2 separate regions of the Mus musculus genome follow, and region 2 is linked to region 1. Evidence: chromatin contacts called from ENCODE Hi-C or POLR2A ChIA-PET data. All regions are on one chromosome and are shown on one strand. Each heading gives the region's core, a stretch centred on a gene start or an enhancer-like site at or near the end of the contact. The rest is flanking DNA. Distances are from core to core; before and after follow the strand shown.

The links. Hi-C counts contacts between places; a loop is a spot of excess contacts on that map. ChIA-PET counts read pairs that join two places held with the same protein, here RNA polymerase II (POLR2A).
Region 2: a map of left cerebral cortex shows a loop between it and region 1 (4-fold over the local background). The contact joins the enhancer-like site here to the promoter of Arhgap21 in region 1. A Hi-C loop is called at or near these places in 1 of 37 maps with a recorded cell type or tissue (left cerebral cortex). POLR2A ChIA-PET finds 5 or more read pairs at or near these places in 1 of 5 experiments (embryonic stem cell).

Annotation. Positions count from the first base shown.
Region 1 is chr2:20,964,742-20,969,780 of GRCm38, reverse strand. Arhgap21 (Rho GTPase activating protein 21) reads left to right here and starts at 2,060. Exons shown (of 24, transcript NM_001081364.3): 1 at 2,060-2,451. The coding sequence starts at 2,371. It overlaps Gm13375 (predicted gene 13375), which reads right to left and starts at 907. Exons shown (of 2, transcript NR_033225.1): 1 at 398-907; 2 at 1-307.
Region 2 is chr2:21,916,113-21,921,151 of GRCm38, reverse strand. Gm39767 (a long non-coding RNA gene) reads left to right here. Exons shown (of 6, transcript XR_866004.1): 4 at 2,078-2,191. Among named protein-coding and RNA genes, the nearest start is that of Gm39767, 46 kb to the left of the region's middle. Within about 2 kb of position 2,692, at least 2 of the 3 ENCODE cell types and tissues checked have a DNase peak (open chromatin) inside an H3K27ac peak, as active enhancers do.

The DNA.
Region 1 (5,039 bases), core at 811-3,310:
CAGAGCTGGTGAGCCACCTCCCGAGATGGAGTGGGAAGGGGAGGCTGAGGGGCGGGGTAGAAGGCTTGAGCGGTAGCCCTTGATTGGGTCGCATACTGTCGTAGCGTCACCGGATTGGACGGTTTGCAGCGGGAGATGTTATGAGGTGCAACAGGGCGGAGCCAGCCGTTCGGGTCAGAGCCCAGGCCCGGGAGTGGGCTGTGGAGCGGCTGCCACGGGGCTGGCGGCTTAACTAGTGACGGGAGCGTGGGGAAAGCCCAGCCACCGCCGCTCGGTTCCGCTAGCCGCGCCTAATCGCTCAGCCGCCCTGCAGGTTTTAAAAAAAAAAAAACAAGAAAAAAATTCTGAATGACTCGTAACCGCCACCACCCAGTCCCTGCTTACCGCAGGAAGCTACCTTGCAGTGCGGCGGGCAGGGACACTCCCTTATCTGGAAGCTCCACATCCCGTAGCTTCTCGCCCCACCCGCTGCAAAAAAGGGGCCGCCGTCCCCCAAGACCTGTCCGGCAGACAGCTGCAGGGATGTGCTCGCTCCCGGAGCGGCGCTCGGGAAGCAGCCGGAGTTGTGTGCCCAGCGTCGGGGTGCGGGGACGAAAGAGCTAGCGGGTGCCCAGGTTGTAGGGGGCCTGGCGAGCACCACCCCTGTCCCGGCCCGTCTTCCTCCTCTAGCTTGGCTCCCGGGGCCGGGTGACTGCAGACCGAAAACTCCTCGCCCCGGAGCGTCCCCCGGGAGGGGAGGGGAAGGAGGTGGGGTAGAAGGAGGTGGATCCAGAAGGAAGGCGCGAGCAGTCCGCCCCCGGGAAGCAGCTCGCGCGCCCGCCGGCCCGGCCAGTCTCGCGCTCGGCGATCGCGGGCGCGGGAGCGTGGGGCCCCGGCCGGCCCGGCCAGGCTTGAGTGCGGCGGCCGCCGCCCCGCCCCACGCCCTCCCGCGGCGCCCAGAGCCCGAGGCTGGCCGGGGCAGGTCGCGGCGCTGCCTGGGAGCCGACCCTTAACCCGCGTTCTCCGTTGCGTGGCCGCTCCTCTCACCGCCTGGGGCTGAAGCGCGGGCCCGCGGAGGCCGCGCCCGCGTGTGTGCAGCGAGGGAGGCCGGGGCACAAAGGCGAGCGGCGGGCGCCGGGGTCCGGCGGGCTGCGGAGGAGGGGCGGCGCCTCATGAATATTAACCGAGCCGCGGCCTAGCGCGCCCCGCCGCGGGCCGAGCTGCCGAGCGGAGCCCTTGCTTCCCGCACGCGCCCCGGCCGCGCTTCCCGGGAGCCCGCGCCGGCGACCCGCCTCAGGAAGGGGCGGAGGAAATAGTGGTAGGTGGGTGGTTTGCTCGTCGCTTTCCCCTCTGCTTCAGGTGGCCGGCGGGGAGGGCGAGCCGGGCTCGGGGGTGGGGGGCCGTAGCCGGGAGCTGAGAGTTGCCGGGGCCGCGGCTCTTCCGAAGCATGCTAGGGATCCGGAGCGGGAGCGGGAGCGGCGCCGCGTCCCACCCGCGGCCGCACGCCTCCCCACCCATCCCCGCCGCGGGCCAAGGAAAACAGCCGTCTCCTTGGGGGCGCGGGCCGGGGCGCAGGGCAGGCTGCCACGGCCGGCCGGAGTCACCCGCGGCCCGGGCGGCCGCCGCCACAGACGCCGCCGAGCCCACGCCCGCCCTGGTCCGAGCTGGCTTTTTGTTTGTTTGTTGGGGAGTTGTAGGGCGTCTGCGAGTCTAACCCGGTGCGGAGAAAACTTCGCTTAAGAGTAGGTGTCCGGGTGCTGCAGAATGAGCCCACTGCCTCGGCGTTGCCCAGGAAATGCAGCACTTGAATCGGGATTTTTTCTCCCCCCTTCTCGAAGGCTTCATAGCAGCCAGGCGTGTTTGACATAGCCACCGGGGCAGTTCTGAGGTCTCGTTCTCTTTCTCTAACCGACCTTCAGGCGTTTTCCTTCTTTTTTAATTGTTGCATGAGAGGATTCACCTTAGTAGACTTTACTTCTTCGTATTGTGGGAGAGGGGGAGCTTGGTCCGGGCTTGTGGCAAGGCTAAAGATCGGCGCCTGGGGAAAGTTCATGTCCTTCATTAACTTCTCCCTGTTCCAGGAAGGCTCTCCGAAAGCTGATTTTTCTCTGGCCTCCGAGTAACACCGCCTGGAAGCGGACCTCTTCTCTCTGCACTTGGCTTCCACCCTACCTGCCAAGGAAACCTGTCGCCCTTGAACTTTAAGACTGGAGAAATGAAGAGGGCTAAGTCTGTTGAAGAAGGTATTTGAAGGGGCTTCCTGCAAATCGTTTTTTTGACCAGTCCTTCATCGCCTCAGAATCTGCTGTGGAATTGCTTCCCGTTTGGTGTGTGGTGGCACTTCTCCAATGTGGACTCCAAAGGATTTGTCCCTTTACAATTTGAAATGAAATGATGGCCACACATTGGACTGGTCTGCCTGAGGAAGATGGTGACAAACTCAAGGCCTGTGGGGCGGCCTCTGCCTGTGAGGTAAGCCAGCTAGCTGGGCGGTGGCTCATGTCTGTGAGCGTGCTGAGAGTACGGGGTCGTCTGCCATTGAGTCGGTCGGTCAGCTGTTTGGTGGCAGCGCCCCAGTTGACCTGGAGGGAGGTGAAACCTGGCCTAGGACTGTTTCTAGGGACTTTAGCGATTAATTAGCAGGGGCAAGTCTGTCTTACATGCCAGAATCCTGGTTACCCTTCTGAGCAGGGGGCAGTCTTCCATGTCTTCCCGAGAAGCCTGAGACCAGTAATATTCAGCATCCATTTTTCCTCCAGTGTTTTGGACACTGGTCAGCTTGGGGCTGGCTTTATGTAACTCTTGTGTGTGTTACATCCTCTGTGGCGAGGGCAGGTGGTACTCTTTGGTGCGGCCGGAATCCAATGTTTTCGACTCAGATGGGAAGGGATCCTGGTTCCTAGTGGTGCCTATAGCAGCTTTGGGTGGGAATCGAAGGCTTCCATGGACGGTTTAGACTCAGTCTTGGAAAACACCTGTGGTGTTGAAATTCCAACCTCCTGGAAATCTTCTGGCTTTGCTGTTCTTTTATTAAGCTCAGTTGGCCCGTATACCGCTGCACGGTTCTGTGGGCTCTTGTGGGTGGCAGGTGCCTTTCACTGAAGTGCAGAGAACGGCTGGCTGAGAAGTTACTTAGGGCTTGTAAAAAAAAAAAAATTTTTTTTTTTTTTTTTGAGCCACCCGAACAGAATTTGTAGAAAATCTGTTCACTTTTGGCATCACTTGCTCTGGTGTCTTTTATTCCTTTATTCCTTGATTTTGAGCTGGTGTACGTGGAGTTTATGTTATGGTTCTATCGTATTTACTTTGTTTTATATAGTTCCTGTAATTTGCTTGTTAAAGGTGCTGAACGTTGTTGTTCTCTATTGAGACGACAGTGATGGCAGTAGCCACATCTCCAGTGAGCCCGCCCTCCTGAGCTCACTATTTCTTTGCCTCTGTTGTAAATTTTTCTCTTCATGGTCTTTGGAACATGGCTAGTGCTAAACATGTGGATTTGGACATTTTGTTAAATTTTGGCTAAGAAAACGTGCAGAAAATTTGCTTCACAGTTTACTTCACTTGGGGATAGAAAGTTTGTGTGGTGGGGGCTTTTTGTGTGTTGCTACAGTTTATTGGACAGAGCCTCAGGTTTACAGCAATAATTAGTTTTCTACTTTTTGATATCAGTAAACACCTGCTTGCAGGTAAAGCATGATTAAGTCTTGACACCACAATCCTCTGATCACAGTAAACCATAATGACGCCTTTTGGAAGACCTACCTACAGCCTGGTGATTGCTTAATGGGTATTGCTGTTACATAATAATATATGCTGTGGTCCTAAAACCTTATTTGTCATTGTCTTGTGAACACTTTAATTAGCATGCTGCTTGCATTGTATTTGCAAGAACTAACGTTTATTTGATAATATATGTGTGTATGTTGTTATTGTTTAAGGGTTGCTCTCAAACCAAGAACGTAGACTCATCTTGTACTTGACTAGAAAGCGGTGTGTACTTACAGCTAGTTTCCTACTGGTTGATTGATAGTGGCAGTATTTAAAGGCTATGAAATATGTTTTCATTTGGGCACGTTGCTTGTATGGCTATTGTTTCTAGTTAGGAGTGAAAAAAACAACATTGACTGTACTTTGCTCATTTAAAGATTAATTGAATTTGGTATTAAATTAATATGTTTTGACTTTATAAAGACTAGTCTTAGATTCTTTGTGCTTCAGAAAACATTTGCAAACTGGCAGGTGGCAAGTGGAGGGGGGCGGTGATATTAGTGCCTTTGGTTAGCTGTGATGTGGGTTTCTCTCTGATCTGGGAACAGATTGTGACTATTTTTGAGCTAGAAAGGGAGTTGCCATAATTTGGTTTGATAAATATTTGTTATTGAACACTTTGTTTTTAGTTTTATTGGAAGTACTGTATTCTGTAATACTGTCATTCGACAGTTAAGGAAATGAACACAAAGAAGAAACAGTAGGGATATTAATGTATCTGAATAATAAATTGATATATATTCTTTTTTGTTTTGTTTTGTTTTTGTTTTTGCTTTTTTTTTTTTTTTTTTTTTTGAGACAGGGTTTCTCTGTGTAGTCCTGGCTGTCCTGGAACTCACTCTGTAGATCAGGCTGGCTTTGAACTCAGAAATCTGCCTGCCTCTGCCTCCCAAGTGCAGGGATTAAAGGTGTGTGCCACCACCGCCCGGCTTGTATATTCTTAATTAATCAGGAAACAAATGCATAGGTCTTGGTTTTAGTGCTGTTTGTCAATTGACCAAAATGCCTAACTTTGTGAGACAGAAAATTTAGTAATTGAATTGGCATTTCTTTCATGCCTTATCTAATTAGCTCATTTTGTCTTCTGTGGATAAGGTCAGTTGCTTTGCTTAAAACGGAGATTTCATGTGTTTAAATCATCCATTTGTGTTGATAAGTATATTAATTTAGGTACCATTCCTCAGGACTATATTGGAAGAACAAACAGCAGATAAACAATAGCTTTCATAATAATTCAGACAGTGTCTTGGCATCATACAGTCAGGACATCAGATTGTGTTCAGACAAACTTA
Region 2 (5,039 bases), core at 1,443-3,942, 950 kb before region 1:
TAGAAGTGTATAAGCATTGTGTGCATGAGTTGATGGGCTGTGCATATGCAGCAAGCATTCTGCCTGAAGTGGCCTGACACATAGGGGTCTGCCTAAGTAAGTGCTGTAAGACCATGACTGCCTGTTCTGGGATGCTTATCCTATCCTGGGACACCAGTTGCTGACCTCTGAGCATGTGGCTGAAGATGACTCAGTGTCTGATGCAGAGAATGCAGGCAGCACATGCTAATGAGGTGGTAGTAATGGTGCTGGTCCCATAAGTCAATGAAGCAAAGGCTTCCTGACTGATGTCATGTGGTTCACTGACAGCCCTTTCTTCTCCCTTTTCTTTTCTCTTTCTTTGTTATCATTTTCTTTCACTATTTCCTTATCTCTTTCAAGAAAATTGTTAACTTTCAAAGTATTTCAGGTTTAGGTGTTGGGGTGATGGGGCAGACCTGTAATTCTAGTACTTGGAAAGCTAAGGAAGGAGGATCCTGAGTTCTAGGCCAGACTGGGTCTAGAGTGAGACTGTCACAAACAAACAAACAAACAAACAAAAATGTATTTTAGATTTAAAATATGCCAAGTACCCATGATCCTCAGAGGATCTTTACAATAAAGGGTTTTCAACAAAGTTTTCTTGGAGTTAGTCACAAGGCTAGACTGTCTGAAATGAAACTTTGCAAAGGCCTTCCTAGATTGTTCTTGGTGTATAAATGGAATTTCAGGAAATTCTATTCCCTAATGTAACCTTCCTTAAATGTATCTGTGATGTAAGAGTATCAGCCATCACAATATGTAGGCCCTGGCTTCCAATGGCATACCACCATGATGCTGCCCAATTGCTTCAATCCAGTTCATCAGAGACATAGTTATCTCACCTATTTCTAGAATGACCAGCTTTCCAGAAGTCTCTCCCTGGTGTCTGTAGGCCAGCCTGGCTGCCCAGGTTATGGCTTTCTCAGTACAGTCTTCACAGACCTTACAGAATTAAAAAGATTCAAGGATCACAGCATCTTTGTAAAACCCTAGTCCATGTGTCTGCATGACTCTTTTTAGAATCTATCTGCAATAGATAAATGGTACTGGTTTGGTCAGCAACTCAGTCACTGAGATAAGTAATTGCTGTAGATATAGAGAAAGCTGTACTGGAAATGTGAATGATTTGTATTCAGTAGTGATTATAACTAGTTTACCAAGCATTTTCTTTTCACTATGTTCAAAACCTTTACAAGTAAAGCCAGACCCCAGTGTCTATGTGCTCTGCATCTATGAATCTACTCAAATATTAAACAAAATTTAAATAAAATTGCATTTCTAGTTTGTATGTGCAGATTTCTTATCACTATTCCCTAAACAATATTGTAGTGTATCTACTTATGTGGCATTTCCATTATATTGACTATTATAAGCAGTTGTGGAGGTGATTTAAAGCCTGTGTGTAAATGTTCACATCTTATATTCAAATACAATGCCATCTATGTAAGGTACTTGGGCACCCATGCATTTGCATATCATAGGAGGATCATGGGAGAATCTCTCACAGATAACGAGGGACACTGTATCAACTTACATGATGAGGAAACTGAAACTTGAGGGTTGGTGACCTGCCTCCTGCTTCTTAGAGATGTGAGTGATAAGCCTGGAATTAAGTACACAACCAGAGAGATCCTAAGAACACATACTCCCAACAGTCCAAAACATGGAAACCCACACAAATGACTCTATTAGATACCTATTTCTGTTTAACTGAGACTCCCGGAATGTGCTGGCTTGAGATGACAATTTATTTTCTGTGGATTGAGGTTCCAGCTGTAGCTCAGCCGGAGCCTCTGGCTTTTGTTCCCTCATTAGAGAGAAGTGAAGCCACCAGCAGAAAAACTGGGTCATCCTGAGGCAAAACTGGGATCAGAGCCTCTCTTCAATTCTTGTCATGTGGGTACTATCATAGCTGCCTGACTGTCCTCATGGAGTGGCAGTCAGGGATTCTAGTGACAGGGTATTGGGAGACACAAAATTTAAAACCCACTTTTTAGTTGCACCTCATTGTAAAAGTGGCATCCCATCATTGTTGCTGTATTTTTGTCTTCTGAAGCAAACTGGTGAGGCCAGGCTGTGTTGAAGGAAGAGGGGGATTCACTGAGAGTGCCGAAGAGGCTGCCTGTCTCAGAACGTTTGGAAATTGGAAAAATCAAAATGTGCAACAGAGGTAAGCTTCAAGTCTAAATTGTCAGAGCCATTTCCCCCACATTTACCTGTGGAAATGCTTGTTTTGTTTCATGAATGAAAATAAGCTTAAGTTTACACCTTTATTAAAACCTAGAGAAAGAACTGCCTTTGCTCGGGTGTCTTTAAATGCCCCTACTGTGTTGGGGAATTGCTCCACTAGTTGTGACAAGGACCCCTTCTTCCTGAAGATGAAGCAATAACAAAGGGCATTGCTCTCTCTCTCTAGTCTCTCCCAAGCGGTCCATCTTTCTGGCAGCTGCTGCCCCTTACAGTTCAGCAGCCCCTCACGCCCCTGCCATTTTCCACAGTGCAACACTGAAGCTAGGTCAGGCTGCTCTTTCATTAAAATTCCCCACAAATACAGCACTGTCGATTCCAAAACGGTTTTCCAGGCCTGGTCAGTCAGTAAGAAAGCCCGAAGAGCCTTGGAGGTTGCCATGGCAACCGCCAACCCAGAAAGGCAAGGAGGACAAGCAGGCTAAATTGGCTGCCTGGGGAAGCGGGCGGGGGTGTCCAGTTTTGGAGCCAGGAGCCAGACTGGGATGCTTCCTGCATACAGAATAGCCTGGAGGAACAGGGAAGTGGGTGTCTTTGAAAGCAGGTCAGAGGGGGAAGCCAGAAGGGACCAGTGTCTGCAGCTAGTCCATGCGTTCCCAGGGTATTAGAATCAGGGCTGGCTCTCTGTGCTCCAACCTCCGCCACCCCACCTCAACCGCCATATCTTCGGCATGTGCCATTCATGTAACACCTCATATAAGCAATTCCTCCCAACAAGGACACGAAACAGGAGATGGTGTAAGTGGCATGCACTCCGCTTTCCTCTGAGAAGAGAAGAGCGGTGTTTTCTAGAGTCCACTGCTCCACTGTCTTGCGCTTTCTCTCTTTGCCGCTCCCTCCACTCTTCCATCCCTCACCCTCCCACCCCTCCTCACCCCCTGCCTTTGCTCTTTCTCCATTTAATGTAATCTAAATAATTTTTCTTTCTTAAAAGATGTCTGCTGCCACCTGCTGGAAAATCTTATTCTTTGCAGATAAAATTGCAAACAACTGAGCTGAGAAAACAAGATACTGTAGAAAGTACCTACAGCATTTTGCTCCAACTCATTAGCTACTAAATACAAGGTTATTTGTTGTGTTCTGTTTCCACTCCTAGGCCCTCAGTGTTTTGGTGATGTCTTCAGACCTCCTGGAGATAGAGAGATCCTAAAATCCATGCGTCGGGTCGGTGGGCGGGTGGGGGGGGGGGGAAGATGCAGATGCCTCCTTGTCTTTCAGAATCTCCCAAATTGACTGAACATTACTCTTGCGTCCTCACGTTCTAACAGCCTCTCCCCCATCTCCTTCATCCACATTTTGTTCTGTCAAGGAAGGTCATTACAACCCACATTTATTTTATAAAGAATGCCAATTTGTTTCGCCTCTTGTTGGAATAGAGTCTTTTTACAGTCACTTAAAAATAGAAATCCAATATTATAATTTTGATATGCCAACTTCACAACCTAATCACTACATTTAGAACTAAAAGTTCCTCCAACTGTCACCTAAGGAAAAGGTCACCATACAAAGTGGCAAATTTCAAAAGAAAAATAGCCCACTACCGAACAGTTTTTATGTGCATACAAACCTCAGGTCATGTATTGTACACGACACCAAACTCCGATAGCTTTGAATGGTTTATTTCACATGAATTTCCTTCGCCTAATAAAACAGGTATTCCTTGCTAGCTGAGGGGGGTAGAGGGGGGTGGGAATTGGGGGAGTAAGAATGAGGGGGTAGAGGGGAAGGACAGCTTTTAACGCTGCAGCATGATGATTTAGATTTAGCCTTGTTCACCCACAATCTTTGCTCCAAGAACTATCTGGGTGCTTGCTGAGATCCATGACAGAGCCATGTTATCCTAGAACATGGTCTAGTTCAGTACTACGGTGAGAACAGTCCAAGAAATCCACAGATCCAGGGAGGATGAGGAAGTTCAAGATGAGATTTTTTTTTGTGTGAGTATTGGATGCTGCAAGAATTCCAGATTTTTTTTTTTCTCTTGCTTGGATCTGTTCCTTTGGATTCGATCAGTTGGTTGCTCACCAATAACTGGGACTCCTTAGAGACGCCTATGGTAGAGTACCAAGTGTCCTTCAAATCCAGCCCCCAGCAATATTTCCCAGAGGTGAAGCTTTGTGACCTTCAGGAAGTGTCAGGTATCATTTTAAAATGTGGGCCATCAGATGAGGGTTGCCCCTGCTGCCAACCTGAGGTTGGCACCAGCTAGAACCTTGGGTCATTCCATGCTACTGTTTTTTTGTTTGCTTGTTTGTTTGTTTTGAAGGTCTGTGGTTGGGACTCAGATTGGTTTTCTAATCCCTTCCCATGATGATCTGAAAAGTAGTCTCAATGGGAGGAAGCCTCCACATATATCAAGCCAGTCCATATCTCTGAGATTGCTTCTTCATACTAATGAAGGGATTTGTTTCCACCAGTGTCTCCATGCTGTTTGACTTACTTCACTATTGCATGGCAAACCACATGCTACCTCGGTGGCATGAGTCAGTAACAATACACAGTGTCTCACCAGTAGCTCTTCCTTTCCCGTGATTGGCTGGAGTTATGGAATGTCTAGGAGGTTCAAAATGACCTAACTGAGTGAGAGACCTGCTGGCTGCTGGCTGGGAGCTTAGCTGGGCTGGGTTGACAGGGTCTACCACTCCATTCAGGGAGACATTGTCATGCCTCTGTAGGGCTTCCTCTCAACAGGGAAGAAGGGAATGAAAAGAAAATGGCAGGATCAGGTAGCTACTACACATGTGCATTTATCCCAAGTCCTTTGTGTTTTC